2 separate regions of the Homo sapiens genome follow, and region 1 is linked to region 2. The links are chromatin loops, found by intact Hi-C in ENCODE. Cell type or tissue: PC-9. All regions are shown on one strand. Each heading gives the region's core, and the rest is flanking DNA. Links, peaks and the distances in the headings are about the cores only.

Region 1 (2,818 bases), core at 241-2,740, 980 kb before region 2:
TAGAAGAAAAATAATACTTTTCAGAATTTTTTTCCAGTTTTAACTACAGCTCTAACTTGGATGATACTATTCAAACTCATATTTTAAAGAACAAAGGTAATTTGCAAAATTTCTTTTAAAATTTACCTACTTAAATGAGAAATAGGCATCAGGATCAACATTTTACACATTTGTTTTCATATGACCAAGTGGTGACCAAAATTCCATTAACTCAACTATGTGTCTTTGACCCTCTGAGAGGGCTTAGTCCTCATGAAAATGTATTTGTATTACTCTTGAAGTTTACTTTTTTTTTTCTGAAAGACCATTTAAATGAACATTTAGCATTACTTATAATTCTCATCTTACAAACACTTGTATTAATGCACCATATATATTATGGAGTTAGTACAGTGAGAGAAGCAGCTTAATAGAATGATTACCAGAATAAAAGTATAAGAATTGAGAATCCTTTCTCAGCCATCAACAAATTGTGTGACCTTAGAATGGCAAATGAATTGTTTAGTCATTGGACTTCAATGTCCTCAGATCTAAAATATCAGGATTTTATTTAGTAAGTTTTAAGGAATCTTTTTTCTAAAAAGATTATGGTTTCATTTAAAATATGGTCAAAATCCTATGTAGAACCAAAAATAATACTTTAAAATATTTTATGTCTGCAGAGATACATATTTGAGTACAAGTAGTTTAAAACCAACAGCTGCTTTTGCAAGAAATAATCCATCAGTTTAATATCCCTTCCTTTATGGAATTCAAAGCTTATGCCCCCCTACTTCACAGCAGAACAGCTGGAAAAAAAAATAAATAAATAAAAGATTCAGTCAGTCAACTGTTTTATTTGCATAATGACAACTAATTGTTTTTCAGTTATTTTCTTCTCTGAATTTGCTAATCAATTACTATAGCCAAAACCAAGGTTTTTAGAAAACAAGTTAACTACTTAAAAGTTTGGAAACTAAATTTTCTTTTTGTAACAGAGGATCTAGGAAAATAATGATGTGTATCAAAACATGCCATGTGGGGAGTATCTGTCCCATAGGTTTATTAACTGATGAAGGTGATCCTTATTATTTTATTTACTTCATAAATCTATTTGATCATGCTTGATTCTTTACCCTATAACTTCTTAATGTCTGGTTAATACGGTCCTAAAATACTCCTTCTAATAAACTAGTTTTAATAGCAGCTACTGCTGTATTAATCTAATGTCTAATCTTATTTAATTCATATTTTTAAAAATGGTTTTAAAAATTTCCCTTTATGTCAGATGCCATTAGCAATTGTGTGTATATGTTAAATATACACACAATTAAATGTTAGTAGCAGTTCATAATTTTGCCACATGATGTCCCTAAATACATATTTTGAATGTAGCAGTTCATAATTTTGCCACATGATGTCCCTAAATACGTATTTTTAATGTGGCTTTAAAAGGAAATTTAATGTTACGTTGATTTGTAGCTCCTCTTTGTCTTACCTTTCTTTTTTTTTTAGAATCAGAAAAATCTCTGTGAAATGCTCTACTTAGTCTTCTTCAGCCTATCATGCCCTTATCTCTGCTTCCTGTTTAATATTTAGTAGACAATTTTTTATGCTGTAGCAGTGTAATTAAGTGAATGGACTCATGAATAAGGAGACAGAAGATGTAGAATGATGGTTTCACTATGGCGAATTTATTTTATGCTTTTAACTACTTTAAAATTCAGTGTTTCTTCCAGGCCTTTTAGGTAAAATCAAACATAGTATCTGCCCTTACTAGTTAATATCTGATATATCATCAATCCCAGAGCATTTCTTCCTCTTTCCAAGACCTGGTAGTACCTTACCTCCAAGAATGGTTCACTTTCCTGTGAAGCTTCAAAACAGAAGGACAATAATTAAAAACCTTAGTATCCCCAAATAATTAGAAACTTTAAATCACCAGAATATTAATAACTCCTTGGATTTTCATGCTCCTTAAGTGACAGTATTTGGTTAGAGATGTATTAATGACATGCGGGTCCTTATTTGTCTCATATATAGCAAGTAACATTTGAGCTATAAGAATGGCCTGCATATGAAATTTTATGTACACAATAGTTCATATTTTAAGAAAATAATTTGGGTAACTAAATAAATTTAGTTTGCCTATACATTGCTTTGATTCAGTAAATATAATCTTTGTACTACACTAATAATATTATCAGCTCTACTATAATTATGTTTATAACTTTGGATTAAAAAGTATATAAGAGTACAATCATCAGAAAACATCAATCTCTTAAACAGTTGTATTGCCTGATAATTTGGTTTTTGTACTTTGTTACTATTCTTGTGTGTTTAAACAGTATACCTTGATTTCTGTACACAAATTCAAGGGATTGGCACTTATTTAAATAAAATGTAAACCATGATATAAAACTCCACCTTTTTATAGAGTAGATAAATCTTTGTTGACCTATGCTTTACTTTTTCTTTTGTGCAATTTGATTGTCCTTCCATTATATAGTCTAAGGATGTTTTTATTAGAGTTACTTTTTTTCTTTGTACTTTTCTTTAATCCTGTTTTGTATATGGATTTTTGTAAGACCGAAGCCCATTTACTTAATTTTTTTCTTGTTAACTTTGTTTCAACAATACATAGTTCCAGTCTGCTTGTTTACTGGCCAGATTATGGGGTAAATGAATATCCACAAAATTTGCAGCATATGTGCCATGTATGTGGACGGCTTTTTTTTTCCTGCTGCTGCCCAGTTAATTTTTGGTCCAAGGGTGACCAAATCTGTAGTTACGAATTTATGAAAGTATTGGATAATTTGGGGCACAGAAGTTATAAGGT
Region 2 (2,818 bases), core at 131-2,630:
GGTGCAAGTCGTTATTGCCTTATGCCATCTGCTTGAGTGAAAGTAGAAATGTTTTAATAATCCAGTAAAAAAGATGAGTATGAAAATGATATAAGCACATTGGTACATTGATTTATGAAATATGTAAGCATTCTGTATAGAAAAAATATTAAAATGCCTTTTTGAAGTTATTGTTTGGTTCAATTTCCTTTTTTTTTTTTTTTTTTTTGAGGCAGAATCTCACTGTGTCGCCCAGGCTGGAGTGCAGTGGTGAGATCTGGGCTCACTGCAACCTCCACCTCCTGGGTTCAAGCGATTCTCATGCCTCAGCCTCCCAAGTAGCTGGGACTACAGGCATGCCCCACCACGCCTGGCTAATTTTTGTATTTTCTTTCTTTCTTTTTTTTTTTTTTTTTTTTTTTTTTGAGATGGAGTCTCACTCTGTCGCCCAGGCTGGAGTGCAGTGGCGAGATTTCGGCTCACTGCAAGCTCCACCTCCCGGGTTCATGCCATTCTCCTGCCTCAGCCTCCTGAGTGGCTGGGATTACAGGCACCCACCGCCACACCCTGCTAATTTCTTTTTTTTTCTCTTAGTAGAGACGGGGTTTCACCGTGTTAGCCAGGATGGTCTTGATCTCCTGACCTTGTGATCCGCCCGCCTTGGCCTCCCAAAGTGCTGGGATTACAGGTGTGAGGCACCGCGCCTGGCCAATTTTTGTATTTTCAGTAGATGTGGGGTTTCACCATGTTGGCCAGGCTGGTTCTCGAACTCCTGACCTCAAGTAATCTGCCTGCCTCCGCCTCCCAAAGTGCTGGGATTACAGGTGTGAGAGCACGCCTGGCCTCAATTTCTTTTTTAAGTGAGCCAACAACACAGTACCTGGGCCTGACTCTATTAGAAACATTTTCTAAATGCAGCCACAAGCTCAATTTTGACTTTGTGAGAAATGCAGATAAAAATAAAACTCTCTCAGTGATTTTTTTTTTCTCACCCGATTTTCTTTCACAAAATGTTTCACAACATAAGTAGAAGTATAAGGGGTCTGAGAGGGCTATGAAGCAGTTCTCAGGTCGTCCCTTCTAAGGGAAGAGTCCTAATGAGAATGATTCATCATTGGAAGAACCTCTCATACTATTCAACCAAGTAAAACAGTTTTAGGACTCCGGGGTTTGTAGGTTATATATACCTCTTCAATACTTAGTGGCTGCCATATTGGATTACTTTTACATGGCAATAGCAGCCTCTAGAGGCAATCCGGATGAACTGATGTTTTTGCTAAGAATTAGCTTGACTCCATCAGGTATAATTGTGGGGAAGGAAACAGTAGATGCAGACGGTTCAAAAAGTCACCAGATTTATCGAGTTGAGGAGGTCATTGAATCATTTATCTGGATTAGATTGTCAAACTTCATGACCTAGCTCAAATCACATCTTCAGTTTGAAGTATTTTTAACTCCATTCTTTCAGTCTGAATTGTTGGCTTCCTCATTTGCTCATCAAAAGCCACTCTACACATCCATTTGTGATATAAACCATGAGCTGCTTAATCCTCATCATGCAGATCTGCATCCAAACATCTACCCTGCACCCAAGCCCACATGACACAGTGTATGATATATAATGCACATACAATAACATTATAGAGTGAATGCATGATTGAGTGGATGTGTGGAAGGGACAGAAAATTAATGCTGTAAGTGTCCTGTTAGAGTATTGCTCAAATGTGGACACCCGCGGAATCATCTCATTCTCACCGTAGTTTCCTCCCAGTAATCTCACTGGATTTTTCTGTTTTTCTAAATTGACCTCTTTGAGACATTTGGAATGAAAGCCATAGTTTAATTTTGGCATATCTCCAGTACTTTCATTTTAGGTATGTTCTTTTATGCCCATGACATTTTGAAACTGTTTTGTTGTTTTTCTTTTCTTCTCTTTAAAAATAATCACCAGTTGTGAATAGATTACTACTTGCTTGGTGTATTTGTTTTTTATTGCTACCATAACAAATGACCACAAACTTAAGTGCTTAACACAAATTTATTACCCTATGGTTTCATAAGTTGGAAGTCCATTGCAGGTCTTACTGGACTATATTCAGCGTGCTGTGCTGGTGGGACGGGACTGTGTTTCTTTATGTTGGCTTTTGGGGATAATTGTTTTCTTCCTCATTCAAGTATTGACAGAATTCAGTTCCATGCAGTTATAGGGCTGAGGACCCAGTTTCCTTGACTGTCAGCAGGCAGCTGCCCTAAAGTCCTGGAGACCTCTCTCCAGTCCTTCAACAGTCTCCTACATCTCAGAACCAGTCGCATGGTGTTGAATCCTTCTCATACTCCCATCTCTTTGACCTTTTGTCATTGCACATCTCTCTGTCACCATGTAGCAGGGAAAGCTTCTTGACTTTTAAGTGCACAGTCACCCATGTGACTAGGTTGGGCTCACCTGGATAATCCAGGATAATCTTCCCAACTCAAGGTCCATAACCCTCATCACATCTGCAAAATCCCTTTCACCATGCGATACAACATATTCACAGGGATTAAGGCAAGGGAATCTTTCAGAGACAGTTGTTTTTTCAGCCTCGTCTGAAATGTGCTAAGTGCTTTATATACATGTTTAAAGTTATCTCCATTTTGCCAGAAGAAATAAAGTCTTAGAAAAATTGGGCGAATTGGCTACCTTCCTATGAAATGACAGTCATTATTTAAACCCATGTCTACTTGATCCTAAGTCATATTGCTCTTAATTCCTATACCATGCTGTGCTGTGTGTATATCCTACTATATATGTGCAGCACACACACACACACCCCAACATGTTATGAACTGAGTGTTATTT

What was found. A loop is a pair of places that touch in the nucleus more often than their neighbours do. Peaks named below come from ENCODE experiments on the same cell type or tissue, not always from the same donor. Only the 100,000 strongest peaks of a DNase experiment are listed, where the experiment ranks them.
Region 1: it touches region 2 in a loop (9-fold over the local background); 14 of 110 quality-filtered maps call a loop at or near these places.

Annotation. Positions count from the first base shown.
Region 1 is chr4:154,805,860-154,808,677 of GRCh38, forward strand. All of the region lies in intron 4 of RBM46 (RNA binding motif protein 46), which reads left to right. Among named protein-coding and RNA genes, the nearest start is that of RBM46, 26 kb to the left of the region's middle. In PC-9, for the core only: a CTCF peak has its summit at 1,386; no DNase peak of the experiment used is centred there.
Region 2 is chr4:155,786,084-155,788,901 of GRCh38, forward strand. The region is part of intron 4 of GUCY1B1 (guanylate cyclase 1 soluble subunit beta 1); the gene reads left to right. Among named protein-coding and RNA genes, the nearest start is that of GUCY1B1, 28 kb to the left of the region's middle. In PC-9, for the core only: a CTCF peak has its summit at 1,200; no DNase peak of the experiment used is centred there.